2 separate regions of the Homo sapiens genome follow, and region 1 is linked to region 2. Evidence: read pairs that join two places in POLR2A ChIA-PET (ENCODE). Cell type or tissue: PC-9. All regions are shown on one strand.

The links. Peaks named below come from ENCODE experiments on the same cell type or tissue, not always from the same donor. Only the 100,000 strongest peaks of a DNase experiment are listed, where the experiment ranks them.
Region 1: POLR2A ChIA-PET joins it to region 2 with 16 read pairs; 2 of 35 experiments call an interaction of 5 or more read pairs at or near these places.

Annotation. Positions count from the first base shown.
Region 1 is chr7:106,501,841-106,509,840 of GRCh38, reverse strand. No RefSeq gene overlaps it. Among named protein-coding and RNA genes, the nearest start is that of CTB-30L5.1, 93 kb to the left of the region's middle. In PC-9, no CTCF peak of the experiment used is centred here; no DNase peak of the experiment used is centred here.
Region 2 is chr7:106,257,361-106,265,360 of GRCh38, reverse strand. It overlaps NAMPT (nicotinamide phosphoribosyltransferase), which reads left to right. Exons shown (of 11, transcript NM_005746.3): 7 at 1,744-1,969; 8 at 3,654-3,773. Among named protein-coding and RNA genes, the nearest start is that of NAMPT, 24 kb to the left of the region's middle. RefSeq lists enhancers at 4,310-4,834, 4,835-5,361. In PC-9, no CTCF peak of the experiment used is centred here; no DNase peak of the experiment used is centred here; H3K27ac peaks cover 2,489 bases.

The sequences.
Region 1 (8,000 bases), 240 kb before region 2:
ACTCCGTGCCTCTGCACCTTTGCTTATGCTGTTCCCTATGCCTGGAATCATCTCTTGTCCTTTCTAGCTTGAAGAAACAAACCCTTTAGATATTTCAAGCGTCAGCTCAGTTGTTACTTCCTTGTGAAACCATAAACTTAATCGCAAAATTTGTCAAGTCTCTCTTTGCTCTCAGAGCACTTCATCCATATCTCTGGTGTAGCTTTTCTCATTATTGCATAGTACATTTGTGGTCCTCATCTGTGAAATGGGAATAAACGTAGTATTGACCTTATAGGGGTGTTGTGAGGATGAAATGAGTTATTGCCAGCAGGAGACCAGGGCCAAGTGCCTAGTTTGTTACGCCACGTGTTAGTCATTGTCATTAGCATTGTCCTTTATCCTCACTGAGGCTGTGAGAGCCACAAAAATAGAGGCAGGTCTTATTCACTGTGTATCCCCAGGTCCCAGCCCAGCAGCTGCAAATGAAATTGAACTGCAGTATTTAATTCCCTCACTGCACTACCTCATGCACAGAAATGTTTGAGGAAACAAAAACAGGTTGAATTTCAGGAGACTTTTTCCTGCTACAGAAAAGCATTTTTGCAGGTGGTTGGGTGGAAATAAAGCCAAGTAACTTGGAGAAACCCTAGAATGCTGTAACACCAACACCATTTAGCTGGACCCTTGCAGTTTGTTGTCAGATAAGACATCCCCGAAGAGGCACTGAGACCCTTGGGGACCTGTGCTTAGAAGGTGCCTCGTGTTTGTAGCTGTGTCCAATTTCAGTTTCTGGAAGAAGGCAGAGGAGCTTCCAGCCAGATTGAGTATCTGTTCCCTGGCTGGCGGGCAGCCTGTGTTCTTCACACAGATGGGAAAGCCAGGGAGAAGCAGAGATAGATGAGCCCTCAACCCAATGAGCTTACGCCATGGGGATTTGTCAGAGTGCTTTGTAGTGACTTTCCTAGGGGCAAAGAAGTAAAAATTAAGATAACTCTCGCTATTGGTTTCTATTCATTCTATCATTGCAAACCAAATAAAATTAAGATCCCTTAGCTGTGTGTTAAGTTCTCCATTCACATACCCTTGGTTGCAGCCACCCTGTTTCCTAGGCTGGTACTTCCCTGTCTCTATGTCTCAGCCCCCTTGAAATACCTTACTGCCCATCTGCATGTGTCTATAGCTTACTGATCTTTCAAGGCAATCCAAAATGTGATCTCCCTTTTCCAGATATGCCAGGTCTTAGGACTCTGGCCACATCTACAGTCCTTTCTACAGAGATTCCCACCTATAACTCTACTTCTGAGGGAAGTAGTGCAAATGGTCACATGTTGTAACTCCCCAGCCTTGTAATCTGTGCCCCCCTTCTTCCTCTGCCACTGCTAACTGGGCTGGCCCTGGAGCATGGACCAGCAGATTCTGAGGTGAGCAGAAGACAGCTTTGCCCACTAGGGATCTGACTACACTGGACCAATCATATTCCCTCTTGGGCAGCTTTAATGTGAGCTAAAGGAGGAACTGCAAGTTTGTAGAAGGCAGGAAAAGAGGCCATGAGGCCATAGGTCTTTGAGAAGTTTTCAGCAAGCAAAAGCCATAATTAAGCAACACACACAAGATATGTTCAGTGTAGGGTGAGTTAATTAGTTGGCAGTGGTAGGAGCGGTGGGTGTGCATGGTAGGAGCCAGGACTACAAGGATGATTATCTTGTGCTCATAGACCCTTCCTCTTCCCAACCTGCTTTCCTGAACCCTGGGTTCCATTGAAGACCAGCTACATAATTTGCAGGGCCCAGTAAAAAATGAAAATGGGAGGTTCTTTGTTCAAAAATTAAGAATTTCAAAAATGGCAGCCTTACTTGAAGTGAACCAAGTGTGTTTCTGTTCCTTATAACTGTAATCATTTGACTAAAACAGTCCTCCATTAAGTCTTGATCCCTTTCCTTTGTAAATAGTTTGACTTTGAAGTAGGGACAACTTGTGGTTTCTTTTTAACTCCCATGGTAATTTACATTTAACTTTGAGAACTTAGCACTTTATTAGAGCCCAGGAGTTAGTGAGACTCATGTCTCACCTTCCCATCTGGAAGCTAAATTATTTAAAAAGCAGGTCTATGTCTGATTTATCTTTGTTAGCCCCACTATCTTCTTATCCAGCTCATGTTGTTATAACAACTAAGTAGCAAAGGGATCATCTCTCCTCTGTTGACTTGGTTTACCAATAGTAATTAGCTACGTGACTGAGGATAAGACCAAACTGCCCCATTCTTGGGATAATCCCTTGCATAAAATATGCCCCTGGTGTTCTTAGGATTATAACAGTAGGGCATGTTCCCCCTTCACCCTTGTAAGACAGAAATAACATACTAGTGATCACAGAATCACCACTCGTAGACATTGGCTTCAATAATTACAGAAAGAGGCTTTTTGAGCTCTCAAGTCAGTAATGTAGGCTTATAGTTTATATCACATTTATAAATATGTATCAGGAACTGTGCTAAATACTTTGCACCAGGAAATAATAAACTTTATGCAACAGAACTGTGCTAAATACTTTGTCCACATTATCTTCCTTAACTTGATTCTCACCACAAACACAATAGAGGAGTTTCTGTTTTGTCCACTGGGCAATAGGAAGAACTAAGGCTTACCTTACATTGACCAGGGGCACCACCACATTACTTGATACCAAAATCCATACTCAGCCTCTGCTTCCTGTTGTCTCATCACTGTGGGATTTCACCAAATCTAGACTGTGGCCCTAGGCAAAATTGTGTCTACTGCTCCCTCCCTCCCTTATCTGAGACCATTTATTCCAGCTTTTGGGGGATTGCTACCTCTCCCACAGGTAGGCATTGCCAGCATGCTTCCCCATCACTTCTGTTAATCAAAGAGAAAAATTATCTGCTAAACACAATAGGGAGTTTAGCATTTGCATTTTTAAAAAGAGTCCAGAATCTATATTTAATCTGAAGCATGATGCTTCTAATGTTTTCTATAGCAAAAACCCTAAAGGGAGTGGAAGATGTTTGATCAGCCACTCCAAAAGGAAATCTTCTTCGAGTCTTACATTCTAATTTGTATAATCCACAACAATTTTGTTTTATTCTCCATATTCTGTTTATGTTGATGTTAAAATAACATACTATTTTAGATTACTTTATTAAATTTGATCGATGTGTAAATCTTATTATTTAGCTCTACATCCCTACCCACTGCAAATCTTATAGGAAAAATGGAACTCTTGGAACATGTGCCAGATTTATCCTGTGGATGCTTATATTCACTGGTTCATGTCTGAATCCCTCAACCCAAGAGGTTTAAAAGTCATAAATTAGAAAATTGTTAGAGGCAGAATTTGAGGATCAGAGAATGAATGGGTATTAGAGGGCAATGGTGAATCCCCAGTGGGTTTCAGCTCATACCTTGCTGGCCCATCTTCCTGACCATGCACCCAGGTGTCAGGGTGTCAGTTTCTAGAGTAGCATATAGAAAAGCAAGAATGAAATAGATACTAGTCCTGCTGTCTGGGCTGTTCAGTAGATGCTTGACAAATAGGTTGAAGTTGGGGTGTCATGCGTAAAAGACCACAACAACTGAAACATGCCTTAAAAAGGGATTCAAAACCATGATAGAATAGTAATATTCAACATCACTGGAGCACTAAAAATATACTAGACAATTGGCAAGTTTTTTTAAATTAGAAAACATGTCTTATTAATACATATGGAAGACTTTTGAGGTATTATTATCATCTGAATTTTATTTTTTTATTTTTTATTTTATTTTATTATTATTATACTTTAAGTTCTAGGGTACATGTACACAACGTGCAGGTTTGTTACATATGTATACATGTGCCATGTTGGTGTGCTGCACCCATTAACTTGTCATTTAGCATTAGGTATATATCCTAATGCTGTCCCTCCCCACTCCCCCCACCCCACAACAGTCCTCAATGTGTGATGTTCCCCTTCCTGTGTCCATGTGTTCTCATTGTTCAATTCCCACCTATGAGTGAGAACACTGAATTTTATAGATGAGAAAAGTGTGACTCAGAGAGATAAAATAGCTTGCCCAAGGTCATATGCTGATAGCTGATAAATTACTTGGCAATATTTTTGATTGTCTACTCAATTGCCATTCCCTCCCTCCTTGCTAATAAAGCCATGATTGGGTTAATCCTCTTCTAAGAAGTCTTATCTTTTAAAAGAGCCTGGGTCCTTTTCCAGCTCCACTGGGGGTGAGAGGGATGTGAACCTTAATTGGTTGAAGCCACTTATGGTCATCTCATTACCCTTGTCAAATGACTGCACTAGACATGGGCAAAGAGAGGTGAGTAGAAGTCAGCTGGAAGGCTTAGGGATGGGAAAGTTTTCCTTGTTCTTCAAAAAGGGGCACAAAGGAAGAATGTTTATTTTTATGCTTCTGGGCATTGTCATCCAAATACGGAATTTAAGACCTGTGGCACCCATTGTAAAGGATCCAGATAAAAACTTCCCTCAGAGAAGATTTATCCTGTCTTCTGCTCAGGAGATACAGGGATAACTGATCCCATTAAACCAATCAGTGACTAGAAAGAGTTGAGCTTGTTGCCGTTCTTGAAAGGCTGTGCCTACCTCTGATTCTATTCTGTTCCTGAAGTATAGTTTTCAAGGTCTTTTGACTGTGAGACTGGTGTGTTTCACTGGAGCACCTTCCTCTGGAAGTCTTGAACTCTAATGTTCATCTGCATTACTGTGAGACTGCAGAAAACCCTGCCCAACTTTTCAGAGGTTTTCTTCTTAGATGTTTAGCCTAGTGTCCCAGCTTCAGAATTCTGTGAATGTCTTGGGGAGAAAACAGTCCATGTGTTAGGCCCATTTCTCTACCCTTCTGATGTGGTTTGGCTGTGTCCCCACCCAAATCTCATCTTAAACTGTAGCTCTCATAATCCCCGTGTGTCATGGGAGGAACTCAGTGGGAGGTAATTGAATCATGAGGGTGGGATTTTCCCATGCTGTTCTTAAGATAGTGCACAAGTCTCATGAGATGTGATGGTTTTATCAAGGAGAGTTCCCCTGCACATACTCTCTTGCCTGCTGCCATGTGAGACATGACTTTGCTCTTCTTTCACCATCTGCCATGACTGTGAGGCCTCCTCAGCCATGTGGAACTGTGAGTCAATTAAACCTCTTTCCATTATAAATTTCCCAGTCTTGGGTATCTCTTTATTAGCAGTGTAAGAATGAACTAATACACCTTCCCTTCCTACTTGGACATCAGGCTCCCCGGCTTTAGTTTTGTCTGTCAGCCCCATGAGACCACCCAAATTCTCTCTGGATCTCTGTCCCCATCAGTGGCCCTGTGCTCAAAGTCTAGGTGCTCAGCTTCTTGTCCTGAGCCCAGATTTGGCACATACCCCCAAGGACAAAAGCCTGCAGAGTCAGCACACTTTGCCACCGTTATCCTTGTTCTGGAGTCCTGTGCCCTCTCATCCCTATTGCATCAGCAATCTTTAAACAGAGGATTTTTGAATTTTACCCAGTTCATTTAGTTTTTCTCAGTGGGAACACAGGTCAGCTGCAAACTACACCAAGTCTTACTCGGAAGTTAAAGGGACTCTGTTGTGTTTAAATTAAAGTAGATGATGTAAAATGACAAATATCTCAAATATCTTTTCTAATTTTTATTATAAAAATCTTCATTTACACAGAAAAGTTGAAAGAATAGTGAATCAATGTTACATACCCACCACCCACATTTTTAAAATTATTACCATTTTGCTATATTTGCTCTGTCATCTAACATTTGCTGAACCATCTCAAAATAATTTGCAAATATCATGATCCTTTTATCATAAATAATTGAGCCTGTATCTTCTAAAAATAAGAAAATTCCCTTTTGCCATAATACCGTTACTGCACCTAAATTTAATAATTTTCTATCAAATACCTGATGCATAATTAAATTTTGTCTATTGTCCCAAAAATATCATCTCTACTAGTTTCTTCCAAGTAAGATAAAGTCATGCATTGATTTTTTTTCTGACCTAGCACTTTTTTTTAAATGACATAGCAATTTTAAAATGCTATACAACTGATTTAGGTTAAATACTTTGGGTAACGATACTACATAGATGATGCTACATAGCTCACATTGCATCATATTAGCAGGCACGTGTCTCATTGCTTCAATATTAGAGATGCTAATTTGATCACTAGGTGAAGGGGATAACAGTCAGATCTTTCCACTATAGAAATTATGTTTTCCCTTTGCCATTGCCAGGTCACCTGGCACAGAGCAAATGTCCTGTTTCCTACCAACGTTTTACTTACTGGTTTTAGTATTTATCGTTAATCCTTGCCTCAATAAATTAGCTTACTGGAGATTGCAATATGGGTAATTTTCTAATTCTCTCATTCCTCCTACACTCATTATCTAGCATTCTTCTCTGTTAGAAAAAAAAATTGTTTTAAAACTTCCACCTCATCAACTGAGGACAAACTGTAATGTCTCCTGAAAATGGAGGATAAATTTTAGTTACTCTTTAATAACTAACTTTCTGAATAAGGGGATGATATGTCACCTTTAATGGTAGCAAATTAGTTTCCCCACCCCCCTTTGGAGTATAACCATGGACTTTTATTTATTTAATGTGTTCGATGAATTACAGTCATTATTCTTTTGATCTTTAAATTATTCCAGATATTACCAGTGATACCTCCTCTCAGTTGGCATGCGTGTGACAATTGAGGACTTCTGTGCTTTCTGGAACAATACAATGTTCTGTACTTGTACTTACTCTAGCCATTTCTCTAAGAAGCCTTGGTTCCTGTAACTGGAGAATAGTATATGAAAATCAAGATAATTGGACTATCAGTGCTTATTACTACCAGAATGACATTGCTTGAAACCCTTTCAATGGACAGAGACACTATATATATAGTATATGTCGTTTTGAAAATCATGAATTTTCATCGATATTTCTAATTAAAATTTAATATCACATTTTTTCTAAACTTCTTTGTATCTCTTCATTCCCACTGAAAATCTTGGACCTTAATAATATGTTTCCTAGCTTTCTCTATCCTACAAATACATAAGTTAATTCAAAATTATAGTGCTAATACCATTAAATCTTGGAACATATTCCACTAAAATGAACAGTGAAAAGTCAACTGAACTGAAGTAATTCTTTACCTTACCAATTTGTTACACTCTCAGGTTCCTTTTTTTAGTTTGTTTTCAGTTTGATAGTTTGGCTATTTTAAAGTTTTATTTTGCTTTTAATATGTAAATGCTTTAATCATCTCCTATTCACCCCACTGGTGAGGGACAGACTCCCACCGTAGGGTTATGGGGGTGGCTGATCACACATGATCTGACCCTGGGCAAAGGAGATTGGCAGCAGTTTATTAGTGATGTATACTCATGGCCTGGGGGAGCAGTCCACAGCACACCATGCAGGGCCACACAGGGAGGGTCACACAGGGATAGTACTCAGGAATAGAGTGAACAGCCAGGAGCTGTGGGAGGCAGGCTTTGTAGTACCAAGGGGGCAAAGTGCCCCGGGTTCCCATAGGAAGATGTGTGTTTGAATAATTCTGTGGACTGGTGGGGAACCAAAACCCTCTGCTCAGGAATAAGCAGGAACTGTGTCTGTCTCTTTCATAAGAAGGGTTGCTTGGCTAGAGGAACTTATCTGCAGAAGCAGAGTCAGGAGGGGAACTTACGGTGCAAGGCCCTCCTGATCTTATCAGATGTCATGGCAGCACATCATGGAGCTTTAAGTGAGGTCTTCTAGCACATGGACACGTTTGTGTGGTTCAAAACCATATACAAAAGAATCCCCAGAGAAGTACTGTTTCCTTCCTTATTCCTCCCACTCTCTTTCTCACATAAGACAGCCTCTTTTGTTAGCTTCTGATTTATTTTTCTAGTGTTTCATTTGGAAAATAATAAGCAAATCAGCAAATCTTGCTCTCTACTATTTATCTGTTATCCACCTATCATTTTTTGCTTCCTTTGTAACACAGAAGAAGC
Region 2 (8,000 bases):
TCAGGTGTCATGGAGAAAGCAAGTAAGATGGGGACAGTGAAGTTTGCTAGACATGATACAAGTAGATCGTTAGGTGACTTACTGATACAACGTTATAAGTAGTGACCCCTTAACTGTAGGAGTTAATTCATACGTTGTAAAGTTCTCCAGTATTGGTATTCATTGATCTTAATTCTCTCCTTTTTAAAGAGAAAAGTTGCAGACCTGAATATGAAGAGGAGCTTCTCTTCAGTCATATCTTAATTTTCCATTTAGCCTACAGATGCATGAAGTAGAGAATTGACATCATAGCTACTGGCAGCCTCTGTAGCTGTTAAGAAGAGTGTTCACTAATGAGTTTTATATAAACAGGTTCTCTCTCAATTTTGGATTCGGGTAGTAGTCTTTACAATCTTGAAATGTGCATGCTGCACTACCCCAGGTATACCATTGACAGTATGGGGAAAGGTTCTAAGTCTAGTCCTTTAAAAAAAAAAACACACACACACATTGTATAAAGTGATTATTTCAGACATAAAGTCTGACTCTTCAAACAGTTATGAGTTAAACTTATACCTACTTGGGCTTTATAATAAATGAATGTGCTATCTTTTTATTATTTACTGAGGAGAACAGATTAGAGGCGGACTAGAAAATTAGGGAGAATGACCAATTGCTTGGCATAATTAAATGGTAATTTTCAAAATTAAGTTGTTTGAGATCTTTTAAAATTATTTACATTATATATTAACAAATATTTACACAGGTTGAGCATCCCAAATCCAAAATGCTCCAAAATCTGAAACTTTTTGCTCAAAGGAAATGCTCATTGGAGCATTTCAGATTTCAGAACTGGATTTCAGATTTCAGAACTGGGGATGCTTAACTGATAAGTATAATGCACATATTCCAAAATCTGAAAAAATTTGAAATTCAGAATACTTCTGGTCCCAAGCATTTCAAATAAGCGATACCCAATCTATAATTACATATTGAATACAAATCTATCCCGTAAGAACTGATATTAAGGACATTGCAAAAATCACTATAACCATTCTTATCCAATAGAAACTCTCATACTTTATTTTCCATCTTAATTATGTTTTGCTTAAACTAAGTATTTGAATTCTTATTCCCTGGGCATATATTAATTCGTAGTAGATAATCTGCAAACAAAATACATGACTTCCTATTACTAGCCACTTGAAAATATAACAGGTAGTTGACTATATGTATGTATGGTATAGTATAAATAATTGCCTCTAAGTATAAGATTTTGAAAGGTAAAAAAACAAAATGTATGTCTGTACTATTATTGGTATATAGTTTCAAAAATTCACAGAAGGGAGCCAGGTGCTCTCATTGCCTAACAAAATAATGGAAATATGTATTCATTCTAACATCTTGACATACAGTATAAAGGGCACTCAGCAAGTGCTTTTTAGTTAGACTGATTTTAAATGAGTAGATTCAGGAATACCAGAAAACACACACACACACAGATAATTGGTTGAAAATACGAGGTTAGAAACTTAACCATTGAAGAGGAGTAAGGCTACTTAAAGCGTTAAAAACTAATTGGGTAAGGTATGGTTGACCCAGCTACTTCATTTGCCTTACGATGTATATTCATTAAACTAAGTCACTCACCTTCTCTGTGATGTTGATGGTTTGGTATAGTAAACATGAGATATGATTAAAGGTGATTCAGGGATAGATCAAGTGTCTGCCTAAGTAAATCTGTGTTTTCATTTTTTTTTCTAGTACCATAACAGCTTGGGGGAAAGACCATGAAAAAGATGCTTTTGAACATATTGTAACACAGTTTTCATCAGTGCCTGTATCTGTGGTCAGCGATAGCTATGACATTTATAATGCGTGTGAGAAAATATGGGGTGAAGATCTAAGACATTTAATAGTATCAAGAAGTACACAGGCACCACTAATAATCAGACCTGATTCTGGAAACCCTCTTGACACTGTGTTAAAGGTAAATTTTCATATGTAACTTTATTATTAGAATCCCTCTGTAGGCCAGCTGCATCAATACTACTTTTCATTTATATACACACAATTTCAGAGCTGTGTGGACCAGTCCCCTTTATTTTAGAGTTGCAGCCCAGAGAGAGTAATAGATTTGCCTGAGGTCACACAGTAATAGCACAGAAGGATACCAAGACTTATGGATTGTTTTACTGTCAATTAGACATTTGAATAGATATTTTGTTTTCTGCTTACCTGCAAAATTAATTAACAGCATTGCCATTTTAATTAATCCTATGATTTGGGCACCAAACTTATTTGCAGTTTGTTTCTTTTTCAGCATAAGTCACTGCTAGACCTTTGAAGTTGTTAGCACAGAAGAAATAGGAACAGGGTGATGTGGAATAAAAATAATTCAAAAATACTCTTCAAGTGGAGGTTCTTTAGAAATACTGTTGATTCATAATGTAGCAGTGTTACTTTTTGTTGTTAATGTTCAAGGACTTGGTTTATCTTCTTCAAAAAGTAGTAATAGCAGGCTTATTTGATGCCTACTACTAGAAAAATATTTTAGGTGATTTACATAAGATACGCCATTTAATCTCTACAAAAAAAAACAGTGATAAATATTACTGTCTCTGTTATAGAAGAAAAAAACAGAGGCTTAAAAAGGTTAAAGTAACTTGCTCAAGGTCACACAACATGAAAGATAAGGAGTCAGATATCCAGTGTAGGTCTTTTGGCTGCAGCCTTGCTACTTGACCACACCATTTGTCAGTTAATGAGCAGATGATACTTACCCCTTAAGAAAGGGAAACAGAATTAAGGAGGTCTTTTCTTATTCTATTAAATGATAGGCCAATCTGAAAGTCTTGTCTTAGCCTGCAATATTTGGTTTTAGCAAACTTGATAGGTTTCATGTTTTTACTGTTACGTAATAAAAAATGTACACAGCTAGTTATGAGAAACTGATTTCATCAATGGGGAATTTTCTCTTTGTTAGAATCTTTAATCAGTTTATTTAGGAAAAAGAAATGATTGTTGTGGGAAGAGAATGTATTTCTTTTGTTTATATGACCAAGCTTTCTGAGAAATTTTAATTTGGTGTACAAAACTTTTAGTAGTTAGTGAATGAGTAAGATGATTTGTGTATTGTGCAGTTTGGCTTTAAGAGCAAAGGAGAACTTAGAGACTATGGGTTCTAGATGCTGTGTCTGCCTTTCACAGTTTCTCTGAACTTTGTGATTGAACTGGATTCATATTGGAGTTATATATCAGACAAAAACCAAAGTCATTGGGCACAAGCAGAATAAGTCCAAATTAAAAGTATAATCATGAGTTTGTTAAATAATGCTTTATATACTTCTTTAAAATATACTTATTTAATATTAAGGATTTTTTTTTCCTTGAATCCATATAATTTGAAAGGTCTAAGGGGAAAAACTTGTTTTGAGCCACTTTATGATGTGAATTCACTTCATAGGAAATAACATGCTTGTTTTTAATGTACTTTAACCCTTTAAAGTACACTGGACCAAATTTTAGAGAGCATATACATAGTGTTATAAAATTTTTAAAGTAGTTAATTTTTATATTCTCGATTATCAAAGCAAAATCATTTAACTTTGAAAAGCTCTTATACTTGTTTTCAGCTTTAGTTATTTGTGTTGCATGTGTATTTTTCCATATAGGTTTTGGAGATTTTAGGTAAGAAGTTTCCTGTTACTGAGAACTCAAAGGGTTACAAGTTGCTGCCACCTTATCTTAGAGTTATTCAAGGGGATGGAGTAGATATTAATACCTTACAAGAGGTATGTGTTTTATATTAAAAGTTTCAATAAGGCATTTCTTATAATTAAGTTTGTTTATGTTTGATAAAGAACACAATATAAATACAATTTTAAGTCTTTGTAAGTGTTTATGTTGGTATAAATCTCTGTGCATTGCTTAAAGTTTAGAAATAATAGTAGTTTAAAATACAGAGGTGCCAGCCAAGCCATACTTACTCTTCCAGTTGTCATTGGCCACCCTGAATGATGAATCTAAAGAAGTATCATTGTGAAACAAGGAAATGTCAGTCAAGAAATATTCCTTGGAATATAAAACAAAGCCTTGACTCTGCTGGCATAGGTCTGAGTTTTCATAGACTGGAGCTTCACAAATCTGTAAAACTCATAATATTAATGGGTGCTTTTTCAGAAATTATAGAATAGCTGCCACCTCTTCTAAATTAAGCATTGACTGTCATCAGTATTAGATTTAGCCAGATAGTATAAGTGTTATGCAGGCGTACCTCATTTTATTGTGCTTTGCAAACATTGCATTTTTTTACAAATTGAAGGTTGTGGCCACCCTGTGTTGAGCAAGTCTGTTGGTGCTATTTTTCCAACATGTATTCACTTCATGTCTGTGTGACACATACTGGTAAATTCTCACAATATTTCAGACTTTGTCATTATATCTGTTATGGTGATCTGTGATTAGTGATCTTCGATGTTACTACTGTGATTGTTTTAGGGCACCACAGGGCACACCCAGATAAGGCAGTGAACTTAATTGATAAATACTGTGTGTGTTGTGACTCCTTCACCAGTTACCCATTCCCTTTCTCTGCTCACTTCAAGTTTCCCTATGCCCTGAGACACAACAGTATTTAAATTAGGTCAATTAATAACCCCACAGTGGCCTCTGAGTATTCAAGTGAATGGAAAAGTCACATCCCTCTCATTTTAAATCAAAACCTAGACATGATTAAGTTTAGTGAGGAAGGCATGCTGAAAGCTAAAATAGGCCTCTTAAGGCAAACAGTAGGCCAAGTTGTGAATGCAAAGGAAAAGTTCTTGAAGAAAAATCAAAGTGCTACTCCACTAAGCATATGAATAAGAAAGTGAAACAGCTTTATTGCTGCTAGGGAGAAAGTTTGAATGGTCTGAATAGAAGATCAAAGCAACCACAACATTTCCTTAGGCTAAAGCCTAATCCAGAGCAAGGCCCTCGTTTCAATTCTGTGAAGCCTAAGAGAGGTGATGAAGCTGCAGAAGAAAAATTGGAAGCTAGCAGAGGTTGGTTCCTGTGGTTTAGGGAAAGAAGCCATCTCCATGAGTGCAGAATGAAGCAGCAAGTGCTGATGTAGAAGCTGCTGCAAGTTACCCAGAAGATCTAGCTAAGATCATTGATGCAGGTGACTAAACAGATTGTCAGTGTAGAGGAAACAGCCTTCCATTGGAAGAAGGTGCCGTCTAGGACTTTCATAACTAGAGAGAAGACAACATCTGCTTTGAAAGGACATGCTAACTCTCATTAGTGGATAATGCAGCTGGTCACTTTTAAGTGGAAGCTAGTGCTCATTTATCATTCTGATAATCCTAGGACCCTTAGAATTTGCTGAATCTACTCTGCCTGTGCTTTATAAATGGAACAACAAAGCCTGGATGACAGCATGTCTGTTTACATCATAGTGTACTGAGTATTTTAAGCCCACTGTTGGGACCGACTGCTCAGGAAAAAAAAAAAAAAAAAAGATTGTTTCGAAATATCATTGCAGATGGCATCTGAGATCTGATGGAGATGTACAAAGAGGTTAATGTTGTTTTTCATGCCTGCTAACACAACGTCCGTTCGACAGCCTATCCATCAAAGAGTAATTTCAGATGCTATTATTTAGGAAATATATTCTTGGCCGGGTGTGGTGGCTCACGCCTGTAATCCCACACTTTGGGAGACCGAGACAGGCAGATCACGCAATCAGGAGATCAAGATCATCCTGGCCAACGTGGTGAAACCCCGTCTCTACTAAAAATACAAAAATTAGCTGGGTGGGGCAATGCATGCCTGTAGTCCCAGCTACTCAGGAGGCTGAGGCAGGAGAATTGCTTGAAGGGAGGCAGAGGCTGTAGTGTGCCAAGATCACGCCACTGCACTCCAGCCTGGGCAACAGAGTGAAACTCCGTCTCAAAAAAAAGAAGAAATATATTCTTAAGTCTGTAGCTGAAAGGGTTCACCATTCTAGATGCCATTTAAGAACATCATGCTTCATGGGAGGACGTTAAAATGTCAGCATTAACAGGAGTTTGGAAGAAATTGATTCCAACCTTCACAGATAACTGAGTCTTGATTTGACTTCAAGACTTCAGTGGAGGAAGTAACTACAAATGTGGTAGAAATAGCTAGATAACTAGAAGTGGTGGAGCCTGAAGATCTGACTGAATTGCTGCAGTCTCATGATTAAACTTGAACAGATGAGGATTTGCTTCATATGGGTGGATACAGAAAGTGGTTTCTTGAGATGAAATCTACTGCTGGCAAAGATGCTGTGAACATCGTTGAAATGACAACAAAGGACTTCGAATATCAGTAAAATCAGTTGATAAAACCAAAGCAGGGTTTGAGAGGATGCACTCCCAATTTTGAAAGAAGTTCTTGTGTGGGTGAACGCTATCGTACCAAACAGCATCGCAAGCTACAGATAAATCTTTCGTGATAGAGTCAATTGACGTGACAAACTTCATTGTTGTCATTTTAAGGCATTGCCACAGTCACCCCAAAACCTTCAGCAACCCTGATCAGTCAGCAGCCATCAACAACAGGGCAAGACCCTCCACCAACAAAAAGATGACTCACTGAAGGCTCAAGTGACCATTAGCATTATTTAGCAATGAAGTATTTTTAATTAAGGTATGTATTTTTAAGACATAATGCTATTGCACACTTAATAGACTACAATGTAGTATAAACATAACTTTTATATGCAATGGGAAATCAAAAAATTCCCGTGACTTGCTTTATTGCAGTGGTCTGGAAGCAAGCCCACAGTATTTTCAAAGTATGCCTGTATTGTCTTAAAATTTTTGCCTCGTTTACTAAATAAGGTTCTTAAGGGCCATAATTTCATCATAACACCTAAAATACTCTGTAGAATATCACTAACATAATGTAGGCCATTTGCATTCAGAAACCACTGACATTTTGATGTATACGAATCTCAGATGGTATCTACAGCTATGAAACACAAGTTTTTTTCTGTTCGAAAGAGTTTGGTGGAGATAGAGTAAGGTCAGTACCCAAATTATAGTAGTTTTCCAAAGATTGTTGTACATAATACTTCTCACTTCCAAATCAAACAGTATTTCTGCGGTGATGGTGTATTTAGAGTTCCAATATGAGGCGTCCGGAATAGATCTCTTGTAATAACAGAGATGAGGTTTCTTCCACTACCTCTTCCAAACTGCCTTGCTTAAGAGAAGTGGGAATTCCTTCAGCTAAGACATTTGGTGTTGGGACATAGGGGCTTTCATGTGGAAAGGAAAAAAGAAATAGAAGAAAAGTCTGCAGGGAGAAGGGGGAGGACCTTACACATAGCAATCTCAGCTGACACACCTAATTGCCGTTTTCCCCTTAGCTCAGCTGAACTGACAGTCTCTTACCTTGGTGTCAGTTAAGTACTGTTCCCAGGTGCCTTTCAGGCACTTTAGCACTTACGTGTATACACAGACACACACACACACCCCTCCCCCTTGCAGGTGAAAGAACATGGCAGGGTACTGTATCTGTTTCAGAAATCCCATTAGCCTGCCTGTTGCTGTGCCTACCTTTCCTTGTTCCAGCAGTCAGCTGTTGGATTGTTCAGGCAAGTTGAACGGAGTTCAAGTTGGGTGTTCAGTCAGGTACTCAAAACTTTCCTTTCAAAAATCAAAGCTCTTCGGCTTTCTTTTCCTTCTTTTCTTTCCTTGTTTATATAAACTTTAGGAATGTATGTGCGATTTTTTTTTTTTGACAGGGACTCAGTCTGTCACCCAGGCTTAGTGCAGTGGTGCAGTCACAGCTCACTGCAGCCTCAACCTCCCAGGGTCAGGTGGTCCTCCCACCTCAGCCTCCTGAGGAGCTGGGACTGCAAGTGTGTGCCACCACACCTGACTCTTTTTTTTTTTTTTTTTTAATGTTTTGTAGAGATGGGGGTCTCACTGTTTCCCAGTCTGGGAAACAGTCTCAACTGTTTGGCCTCGAACTCCTTGACTCAGGCCTCCTAAAGTGCTGAGATT